2 separate regions of the Homo sapiens genome follow, and region 2 is linked to region 1. A link is a loop called in an ENCODE intact Hi-C map of the cell type or tissue named here. Cell type or tissue: breast epithelium. All regions are shown on one strand. Each heading gives the region's core, and the rest is flanking DNA. Links, peaks and the distances in the headings are about the cores only.

Evidence for each region. Hi-C counts contacts between places; a loop is a spot of excess contacts. Peaks named below come from ENCODE experiments on the same cell type or tissue, not always from the same donor. Only the 100,000 strongest peaks of a DNase experiment are listed, where the experiment ranks them.
Region 2: a loop joins it to region 1, with 12 times the contacts of the local background. A loop is called at or near these places in 1 of 110 quality-filtered maps.

What each region holds. Positions count from the first base shown.
Region 1 is chr6:53,178,008-53,183,392 of GRCh38, reverse strand. No RefSeq gene overlaps it. Among named protein-coding and RNA genes, the nearest start is that of GCM1, 32 kb to the right of the region's middle. In breast epithelium, for the core only: no CTCF peak of the experiment used is centred there; a DNase peak (open chromatin) is centred at 2,952; H3K27ac peaks cover 660 bases.
Region 2 is chr6:53,069,399-53,074,783 of GRCh38, reverse strand. It overlaps FBXO9 (F-box protein 9), which reads right to left. Exons shown (of 13, transcript NM_033480.3): 2 at 3,641-3,727; 3 at 1,145-1,303. Among named protein-coding and RNA genes, the nearest start is that of FBXO9, 6.7 kb to the right of the region's middle. In breast epithelium, for the core only: no CTCF peak of the experiment used is centred there; no DNase peak of the experiment used is centred there.

The DNA.
Region 1 (5,385 bases), core at 199-5,198:
ATTACCCTACTACCTGGGTCTGGACACCCAGTTGCCAGAAGCCATGGAGGCTTCTATCCTGGGCTGGAAGCTCCCAGAACCTCCTCTCTTACTGCTCGAATTTGTAAGCACCCCCACACTGGCTTCACCTGGCTCAGAGTCAAGAACGTCCTCCCTCACACAGGAGCCCTGAGCTCTGCACACGCCCCTCAGGGCCTAAAGTCAGCCGGAGAGTCATGAGGACAGAGACCCTGCTTCTGCCTCCAGCTCCCCTGGACCAGGTGGGGCTGCCTACTGGTAAGCCCTGCAGCCCCCTCTCTGGCACCCACCTTCTGAGGCCCACAGAGTTCCCTTACTCCATCCTTTACTGCAAAGTGAAGGCCTGGCACACAGAACCACAGGTTTTTGGCAGCTTGGGCAAGTGGTGAGACAGGTGAGAAGAAATCTCCAGCGTTTATTGATTAAAAATCATCCACAATGTTAACATGGAAAATCTGCAGTGTGATCTGTGGTGGATTGGTCCAATTAAGCTTTGCTTGGAAATTGCCTATGAAAGGAAATCTTAAAAATCACATCACAGGCCGGGCACAGTGGCTCAGGCCTATAATCCTAGCACTTTGAGAGGCCGAGGCAGATGGATCACCTGAGGTCAGGAGTTTGAGACCAGCTTGGCCAACATGGTGAAACCCCGTCTCTACTAAAAATACAAAAATTAGCTGGACTTGGTGGAGGGTGCCTGTAATACCAGCTATTCAGGAGGCTGAGGCAGGAGAATCGGTTGAACCCAGGAGGCAGAGGTTGCAGTGAGCCAAGATCACGCCGCTGCACTCCAGCCTGGGCGACAGAGTGAGACTCCATCTCAAAAAAAAAAAAAATCACATCACAGTGTTGAAATACTTTCCTTAGGGGCAGTGATCCTTTGAGGGGACAGGGGCTACAGTGTCGGGGGTGAAAGTAGAGAGTGGTAATCAAGTGCAGACGCCCCGGTTGTTCCTGGAATGGTGATTTTGAGTTGTCAACACACGAGCTCAACACATGAGCAACACAGATGCTCATGTGTTGACGACAGGTAGGGGGCTCAACAGTGAAGCAGGGAGCTCAGGAGTGAGGTCTGGGCTGCAGGCATATATTTGGGAGTCATCAGCATGACAGAGATAATTTAAAGGGTGAGACAGAAAGAGTCTATGAAGGGGAAAGCAAGAAGAGTCTGGCAAGAGGTCCTGGAGCCCTCCCGTGATAAGAGCGGAAAAAGAGGAACAAGGAAAGGAGACGACAAGGAAGCATCCAGGATCGAGGAGAAAAATCAAGAGGGTGTGGTGTCTCGGAAGCAGCACGAAGAAAGTGCTTGGAAGCACAAAGAGTGAGCCACCGTGTCACACGCTGCCTGCCCAACGATCAGGTAAGATGAGAGGAGACCAAGAATGGCTGTGGGATTTAGCATGTGGGGGTCATTGGTAACTTAGCGAGCAGTTTCGGTAGTGATGGAGAATGTTTTCAGAGAAATTTGGAGAATTGTGGACCTCAAGTACAGTTTATTCTTTAGGGATTTTTTTGCTGCCAAAAAGAGCACTCACTGATGGTGGCAGGGGCAAGCCAAGGAAGAGTTTGTTTTGTTTAAAGATTGGAGAAATAGGCTGGGTGTAGTGGCTCACGCCTGTAATCCCAGCACTTTGGGAGGCCGAGGCAGCCGGATCACTTGAGGTCAGGAGTTCGAGACCAGATTGGCCAACATGGTGAAACACCGTCTCTACTAAAAATCCAAAAATTAGCCAGACATGGTGGTGCACACCTGTTGTCCCAGCTACTTGGGAAGCTGAGGTGGGAGAATCGCTTGAACCCAGGAGGTGGAGGTTGCAGTGAGCTGAGATTGCACCACTGCCCTCCAGCCTGGGCAACAAAACAAGACTCTGTCTCAAAAAAAAAAAAAAAAAAAGATTGGAGAAATAACAGCCTTTTGGTATGCTAATGAAAAATGATGACACAGGATAAGGTAGAATTAGTAGGGCAATATCCTTGAATAGTGGAGAGGGATGCGAATTATTGGCCTTGGATTGGAGCATATAGTCTATGGCAGGGATCAGCAAACTTTTCCTTTTTTCTTTTTTAGACAGGATCTTGCTCTGTTGCCCAGGTTGGAGTGCAGTGGCATGACAATCAAGGCTCACTAGAGCCTCAACCTCTGGGGCTCAAGTGATCCTCATCTCAGCTTCCTGAGTAGCTGGGACTACAGGTATGCACCACCACGCCCAGATAATTTTTAAATTTTTTGTAGAGATGGGGTCTCCCTATGTTCCCAGGCTAGTCTCAAACTCCTGGGCTCAAGACAGCCTCCTGCCTAGGCCTCCCAAAGTGCTGGGATTATAGGCGTGCGCCTCCATGCCCACCAACTTTTTCTATAAAGAACCAAATAGTAAATGATTTAGTATTTGTGAGTCATACAGTTTCTATTGAAACCACTTTATGGTCCCAGCTCTAAAGCAATACATAGGCAATACAAAATGAATGGACATGGCTGTGTTCCAATAAAACTTTATTTAGGATTGCTGAAATTTTAATTTCATATAATTTTCACATGTCATAAAATATATTTGCCTCAGGCTGGGTGTGGTAGCTCACACCTGTAATCCCAGCACTTTGAGAGGCCGAGGCAGGTGGATCATTTGAATTTGAGGTCAGGAGTTCGAGACCAGCTTGGCCAATATGGTGAGACCCCCGTCTCTACCAAAAATTAAAAAATTAGCTGGGTGGTAGTGGCGCATGCCTGTAATCCCAGCTACCCGGGAGGCTGAGGCAGGAGAATGGCTTGAGCCTGGGAGGCGGAGGTTGCAGTGAGCCAAGATTGCACCACCGCACTCCAGTCTGGGAGACAGGGTGAGAACCTGTCTCAAAAAGAAAAAAAAATTCTCCTCTATTTAAAAATGTAAAAACCATCCTTAGCTAGCCAGCTGTACAAACACAGGCAATGGGCTGGATTTGGCTCAGGGCCAATAGTTTGCCTACCCTGATCTACGTCATGGACAAGAAGTTAACATAGATGGGTACAAACAAGTTGGACGGATGTGGTGAGGGGAATCAGGAAATTCTCCTGAGTGCTTCGGTTTTTTCAGTGAAGTAGGACCCCGAGGATGGGGATGAGGGAGAATATACAGAAGATTTGAGGAAATTGGCACAGGCATGAAATACAGTGTAAATGGAGTAGGGGAATCTAAGTAGGACGATTCACCAGGCAGCAGGAAGGCCCTATTCAAGGGCTGCTGCTGTGAATTTAAAGTGAGACCTGCCCAGCAGGGTTGTGCTTTCCCCCAGCCACAGTCTGCTGCAATGAGGGGGACACAGAGTGGTCAGGAAGCTGGGCTTTAACCTCAGCTGTGCTTTTGCTGAGGGAGTTTCAAGTCAGAGGGAGCCAAGGAGGTTGGGAGTTAATGTAAGGGAGTGATTATAATGATTGCAGGGTTGCCAGATGTAGCAGATAAAAATAAAGAATAGTTGCTCACGGTGGCATGCACCTGTAGCCCTAACTATTCAGGAGGCTGAGGCAGGAGGATTGCTTGAGCCCATGAGTTCAAGTTCAGCCTGGGCATCATAGACCCTGTCTCTCAAAACAAAACACAACATAATGCTTACTTAAATGTGAATTTCAGACAAACAATAATTTTTTGGTATAAAAATTAGTGTCCCATGGTTAGAAGGGAGAGAACATGAAGCAGGTGAGGGAGTGTTATGAGTTAGAGGATCAATAGATTTGAGGTTCTAGTTGGGGAAAGATTTTTGAAGAGGGCTACCAGGCTACTGGAAAGGCTGATCTGAAATGATAGAAGGTGGGAGGCATGGATTGAACGCTTGACTTTGAGATTATGACCAGTTGCAGTTACTGGTCTTGATAAGGTTTAGGTTCCAACCATGGGGGTGAGTGTGAGGCATTGGGTGGTGGACAAGATCATTGGAGGTAAGGAATTCAAGGAACTGAGGGTTCAGAGGTTCGTCTACATGGATAGTGTATTGATAATACCATAAAATGACTGAAATAACTGCATGCTTATCATATGACCAGGACTGTGTAGGAACACAAAATAAAGTTTATTATCAAGAGTATTCCAATCTAGGGTGATCTATGGACCCACAGAGGCTGGCAAAGTCCTCTAGATTAGGGAGGCCTTTGAACACTATGCTAAGAAATTTAGTACCACTAGTTTAATAGCGCCCCCCTCTTCCTGTAAAGAAAATAGCAAAATCAATTAAATCAGTACATCTCCATCTCATTTGGCATATCTGAATATGAGTGTTTTAAATACTTAAAACACATTTCTCTTAGTCCCTGAGCCTTTTTATTCCAAAGTTAAAAGTAAGACATTCCAAGTGCATGGTTCATGGTTTTATTGCCCTGTGTAATGTAGCTACAGGGGTTTGGAGCATTAACTATATCTCTGTTTTATGTGTGTTATAGAATCATATGAATTGGGATTAGAAAAATTGTGGTGAGTTTTTTTCCAGGCCTTCTTAGTCTTCTGGTTGCTTTTTAATTTTTTTTAAGAAAATAGGACATGTTTTCTGCTTTTCCTCCTATTTATTTATTTATCGAGACAGGGTCCCACTCTGTCACTCAGACTGGAGTGCAGTGAGTGACACATCACAGCTCACTGCAGCCTTGACCTCCTGATACTCAAGCGATCCCTAGCCTCCCTAGCATAGCTGTGACCACAGGTACACGCCACCACACCCAGCTAATTAAAAAAAAATTATTTGTAGAGACTGCGTCTCACTGTGTTGCCCAGGCTGGTCTTCAACTCCTGTTATCCTCCCACCTTGGCCTTCCAAAGTGTTGGGATTACAGGCATGAGCCACCACACCCAGCCTTTTTTGCTTTTTTGTTTCTAAAACAAATGAGTAAAATCAGACTGAATGAAAAGGGGAAGGTTGAGCCCTTAAAATATGCATTGGGTAGGTGTGGTTGGTACTGTAAGGTTGTTCTAAGGAGGGCTAAGGGATAGGTCAGCAAGCCCTTGGTCAGTGACCTGAACAGGGAGAGGTGTAGGTTCAGGCCCCTCAGGAGACGGAAGGAGCAAGCCAACATTTTTTACTAATTAAGGACTCTGCACTGCTTAAGTGTGCACACGTTCCCCTTCCACATCGTATATACAGGATGTGACTGGGATTTTAAAACAAACTGGAAGTCAAGGGAGGACATGGAGGGATCTTTAGAGAAGTTAGGTTTCCAAATTACAGTTTGCTCTGGAAGATGTTAGGCTGTGATGTGCGGCCACTTAAGAAAAAGTAGGGCCGGGCACGGTGGCTCACACCTGTAATCCCAGCACTTTGGGAGGCCGAGGTAGGCGGATCACCAGGTCAGGAGATTGAGACCATCCTGGCTAACACAGTGAAACCCCGTCTTTACTAAAAATACAAAAA
Region 2 (5,385 bases), core at 176-5,175, 110 kb after region 1:
TACATAGTAACTTGGACTGATCTTGAGGGAATTATACTTAGTGAAAAAAGCCAATCTCAAAAGGTTACATACTGGATGATTCCACTTATACAACATTCTTGGAATATCAAAATTACAAAATGGAGAACAGACTAGTGGTTGCCAGTGGTTACGAATGGCTAGGGAAAGGGAGTATATAACTATAAAACAGTTCTGTATCTTGATTGTGGTGGTGGTTACATGAAGCTACCTTGTAATAAAACTGCAAACAACTATTTATACACATACACACAGACAAGTGCTTGTAAACTCAGGAAATCCAAGTAAACTGTGGATTGTTCCAATGTCTATTTCCTCGTTTTTGATATTGTACTATAGTTATGCAAGTTGTTACCATCGGAGGAGGTTAAAGGGCACACAGGACTTCCCTATACCTGTGGACCTGTAATTATTTCAAAATAAAAATTAAGAGGAGATAGAAGGTAAGTCATCATGGTAATGCCAATTATTTGATGACTAATTATAAACACAAACTTGGATCTGATGGTAAAAAGATGGCAGCCTCTATGGAAGAAGAATAAGAAATGAAATGGTATGCTGTGCCTACTCTGTGTGAGTAAGTACCAGAAGAGATATGAATGTTAGACAGCATTCAAAATATTTTCAGTGTGAAAATATTTCAAAATTTTCCAGAATAAGGAAATGATTAATGCATTATTGTAAGCTGATCAATTCAAAATATAACAAAATACTGCATGAAATTAAGACCTCTGGAAAGACATTAACATGTGAGCAATCTTTTTGGTTCTATTAATAAATTTAGAAAATTCTGTTTTTTCTTTTTGGTTCTGTTAATAAATTCAGAGACACCAATCTTTTAGGAACCACATGAATCCCAGAGGTCTATAAATTAACAAAAGACAGCTCAATGAAGACAGTGTACCCACAGAGAAAAAAGCCATGCAGGAGTAGTGGTACCATCCAAAGTACCTAGAAGAAATTGTGAGAAATATATAAACTAGTATACTAGTCAAAATTTTTATTTTACAAGATATGTGTTTATGTCCCGAAAGTCTGGTTATAATGCCTACTTACTGTGTCAGTGAAAATTTCCATGTGCCAAAAAAAAAAAAATGTAATTTGTTACAATATCTATAATACTTAACTTTTCTTCTTTTGCCTGTTCTTGTTTTCCTTTGGTATCTGCCGATGTTTTCTGGAGAGAGCCTCTTGCTGCTCTGCAAGGTCGATTTTCTAAATTGCTAGAGCTTACACCTGGAGCAAGTTCAAACATCCACTGAGCTCGGAACATCTGGAGTTGTGCCTATGGGGAGAACAGCATTTTAGGACTCATCAAGGAAGGGTAGCTCAACTCTGGAACAATGTATCAATATGTCCAACATCTATCTACTTCCACGTATATACTTATTACTCTAAGTCCAGAAATCACTGTCTTCTGAATTATTAAATATCCATTAAATACATCTTTTAAAATAATTTTCTGCTCAAAACTTAAAGAATCAAGAAAATTAGCATAAAATACATGTCAGTACACCAAAAGTCAAATTATATTGGAAAACCAAATTTTAATTAGAATTGAAAATATAAGCCATCACTTACAGACTGAAGTTATAAGCTTCCAATAATTTTTTAATGACTATATCATCTAGTAGACATTAAGAATGCTGCCAAAAATTCTGTAGGTAAGCCCAAAATCTATTAACATTCTGTATTTCAAAAAGAAAATGTTTTTTCAAATATTTGTTATTTCAAAAATGTAAAGGCCAGGCACAGAGGCTCATGCCTATAATCCCAGCACTTTGGGAGGCCGAGGCAGACGGATCACCTGAGGTCAGGAGTTCGAGAACAGCCCGGCCAACATGGTGAAACCCTGTCTCTACTAAAAATACAAACAAATTAGCCAGGTGTGGTGGCGGGCACCTGTAATCCCAGCTACTTGGGAGGCTGAGCCATGAGAATTGCTTGAACTCGGGTGGCAGAGGTTGGCAGTCAGCAGAGATCGTGCTACTGCACTCCAGCCTGGGCAATGGAGCGAGACTCCATCTCAAAAAAAAAAAAAATTAAAAGCACATAAAAAGTGAACCCTATAAGGTAGACTCTGGTGTGTTGCCCAGATTCCCTTTCAGAAATAAAGAACTTGTTACCCAAACTGCTGAGAGTTCTATCTGAAAACACTTGAGTTGTCAGCCCTTTTGGGTATTGCCTCAGCAAAATCACACTGTCCTCTCAATCCCCACCCAATGACTGATCAACGGCTAATAAAGTCTTGGCTCTTTGCAACTCAGGTCATCTCTGAAAGGGTATTTCATCTTCAGAACTCCCTCGAGGATGGCTAAGCAGTCCATTAAGACTGCATTGCAGCTGGTCTTCTCCCTGCCCATTTGTTTCCCTCTCTCCCTTCCATAGGTGTTGATCCCAAGAATACTCCTTAATAAACTTCCTGCACAGCAATCTTCACCTAGTCTGCTTCCTGGGGAACCCAAACTGGGTTACACGTTCTGCCCAAAGGCAGCCATTGCTAACAGGGATGCATATGTTATTCCTGGCTTCCTTTTTTTTTTTTAAAAAAAGACGTATCTAGAATGTTTTAAATTAATTTTTCTCTATATTCTGTACACTGCTTTGTTGCTACGCTTTTAACCTGTTACACATAGATCTCTGACCTGCAGAATCTTTAGCAGCATTCAATGTCTACTAGATGAGCTGTTCCAAATAATTATTATTAACCTTACAAGTGCAGTGAGACACACTTAACTAGTTACAGCAACTTTTTTTCTCTTTTAATGTATAAAGATTTACTTCATCCTTTTAAATGGCTGTAGTGTTTTCACTGTATGGATGCATCATTACTTAATAACAGGTAATGAATATTTAAGTTGTATGATGTTTTTCCAGATAAACAATGCTATACTAAACATCTTTATAGTTGCATATTTACTTTCCCCACTATTTCCTTAAAATTAATTTCCTGGAAGTAGAATTGCTGTATCAAGGGAATGCATGTTTTTCATTTTGATCCATATCACCAGTCTGCCCTCCAGAAAGCTGTACCAATTTACATTTTCATGTACACTGCATGAGTGTTCTCACAGCTTGGACAGCGATGCACATTATTCACCAATCTGATTAAATTATTAATGAGGCTAATTATCTCTTCAAATATTTAATGGCCATTTGTATTATTTTGCCATTAACAGTCCACTCATATCTTTTTATCCTCTGTTCTTCCAAATATATGAGTGCTCTATGTAATGAGATGAATCCTCTGCCCATATATAATAAACAGTTTTTCCAGCTGGCTATTTCTCTTAACTTTATTTATGATGCCTTTTCTTATACACAGGTTTTAAACTTTTAGGTGGTCAAACCCATCAATCTTTTTAAGATTATGGGTTTTGAGTCATGCGTAAGCCTTAGTTTGAATACTTTAAACCCATGTTAAACTACAAGCAACCATTATTGATATTTCTTTTCACAAAGAAAGCCATAACATAGTTTTAAGTATTCTATAAACCAGTATGGAAACAGTTAAATTCCATGCAAACAGTAATAACCTACAAATACCCATGATTATGATCAATTTCTGCATATGTATGGGAACAATGGAATAAAAATCAAAGACACAATTGAAGAAACATGCCTGCAGATCTGTTTCAGCAGGACTTTCATTTTCTTCATCATCATCTGCTCTGACAGTATCAGAATGACAATCTTCCTCAGCTTCTGCCTGAGGGGGGAAAACCCAAATAATGTCAGGCATATAAACACACCAGTTGCCCTCTGCAATCTACATTTCTCATTCAGCCACTTTCTATTTAGTACCATACTGTCAACACTTTGTGGAACCCACTTTGAGTAGCAAGGCTGTAGGGGGCACTTGAGACCTTACTATTAATTTCCAAAGGAAAATGAGTCTGAAAAGCATATTCTCTACTCCAACCCACAGTACTCACGTTATTGTGAATCCTAACATTTCCCCCCCGCCAAATTTAACATCAGTTGCATCCATCCAAAAATCAATTTAATTACAGTTGTCCCTCAGTATCCACAGGTGATTAGTTCCAGGAGCCCCCAGGACACCAAAATCCCTGGGTTTTCCAGTCCCTCATATGGCATATTTGCATATAACCTATGCACATCTTCTCATATACTTTAAGTCATCTCTAGGTTACTTATAATGTAAATGCCATGTAAATAGTTCTTGTAGTATATTTTTCCTAATTTGTATTATTTTTTATTGTTGTATTGCTTTTTTTCCCCCAAATATTTTTGATCCACAGTTGAATCCCAGGATGCAGAACCTGCAGGTACAGAGGGCCAACTGTGTAATATAAAGTAACAATTCAAGTCTATTACTATTCATAAATGATTTATGATTAATCTAATTAGGTAAATGAAGCCAAATTCTTCATTAATATACATAACTACTGATAATCTATAATAAAAATTATTTTCTCTTTTTCTGGCCAGGTGCGGTGGCTCACACCTGTAATCCCCACACTTTGTGAGGCTGAGGCAGGAGCATCACTTGAGGTCAGGAGTTCAAGACCAGCCTAGCCAACATAGTGAAACCCCATCTCTACTAAAAATACAAAAAATCAGCCAGGCGTGGTGGTACACGCCTGTGGTCCCAGCTAATTGGGAGGCTGAGGTGGGAGGGTTGCTTGAGCCTGAGAGATGGAGGTTGCAGTGAGCCGAGACTGCACCATTGCACTCCAGCCTGGATGACAGAGACCCCATCATAAAAAAAAAAAAAAAAAAAAAAAGGAAAAAAGAAAAGAAAAATATTATTCTTCTTAGAAAAAAATGAAATAAAATTAGAACATCTTTGGTATTTTTTTAGTTCTACAAGACTTTAAAACTTTTTATGAGAAAAACACTTAAAGAGAATTAATCCCTAAGTACTCATGACCCAACTTCAATAATTATCAATGTAATTCCTTAGATCAAATATCAAGTCACAGTATTCATATTTCTCAAGATGTCATATGTAAAATACATATATTTCACAGTTTGTGAAATCAAGATTCAAATAAAGTCCACATTGTAATTGCTTGATATGTCTCAAGTCTTTTGTAATCCTCACTCTTTTTTCTTGTAATTTATTTGGGATGAAACTGGGTCGTTTTTCTGTAGAAGCTAGATTTTGCTGAGGTGTCAATAAATATGTTCCTTTGACCTCTTACTCTTATTTCCTATAAATTGTGGCAGGATCTTGAAAGGCTAGATTAGATTCTGCTATTTCTTTTTTCTTTTGCAAGACTGCCTCATAGGTCATGTTGTATTTTCCATCAGGAGGAGAAATGTTCTAGAATGCAGTTGACAAGGTGCTGTGACAGATGTTCCAAACATAATTGAGTCTAAGGCAAAAAGCCCAAATAATTT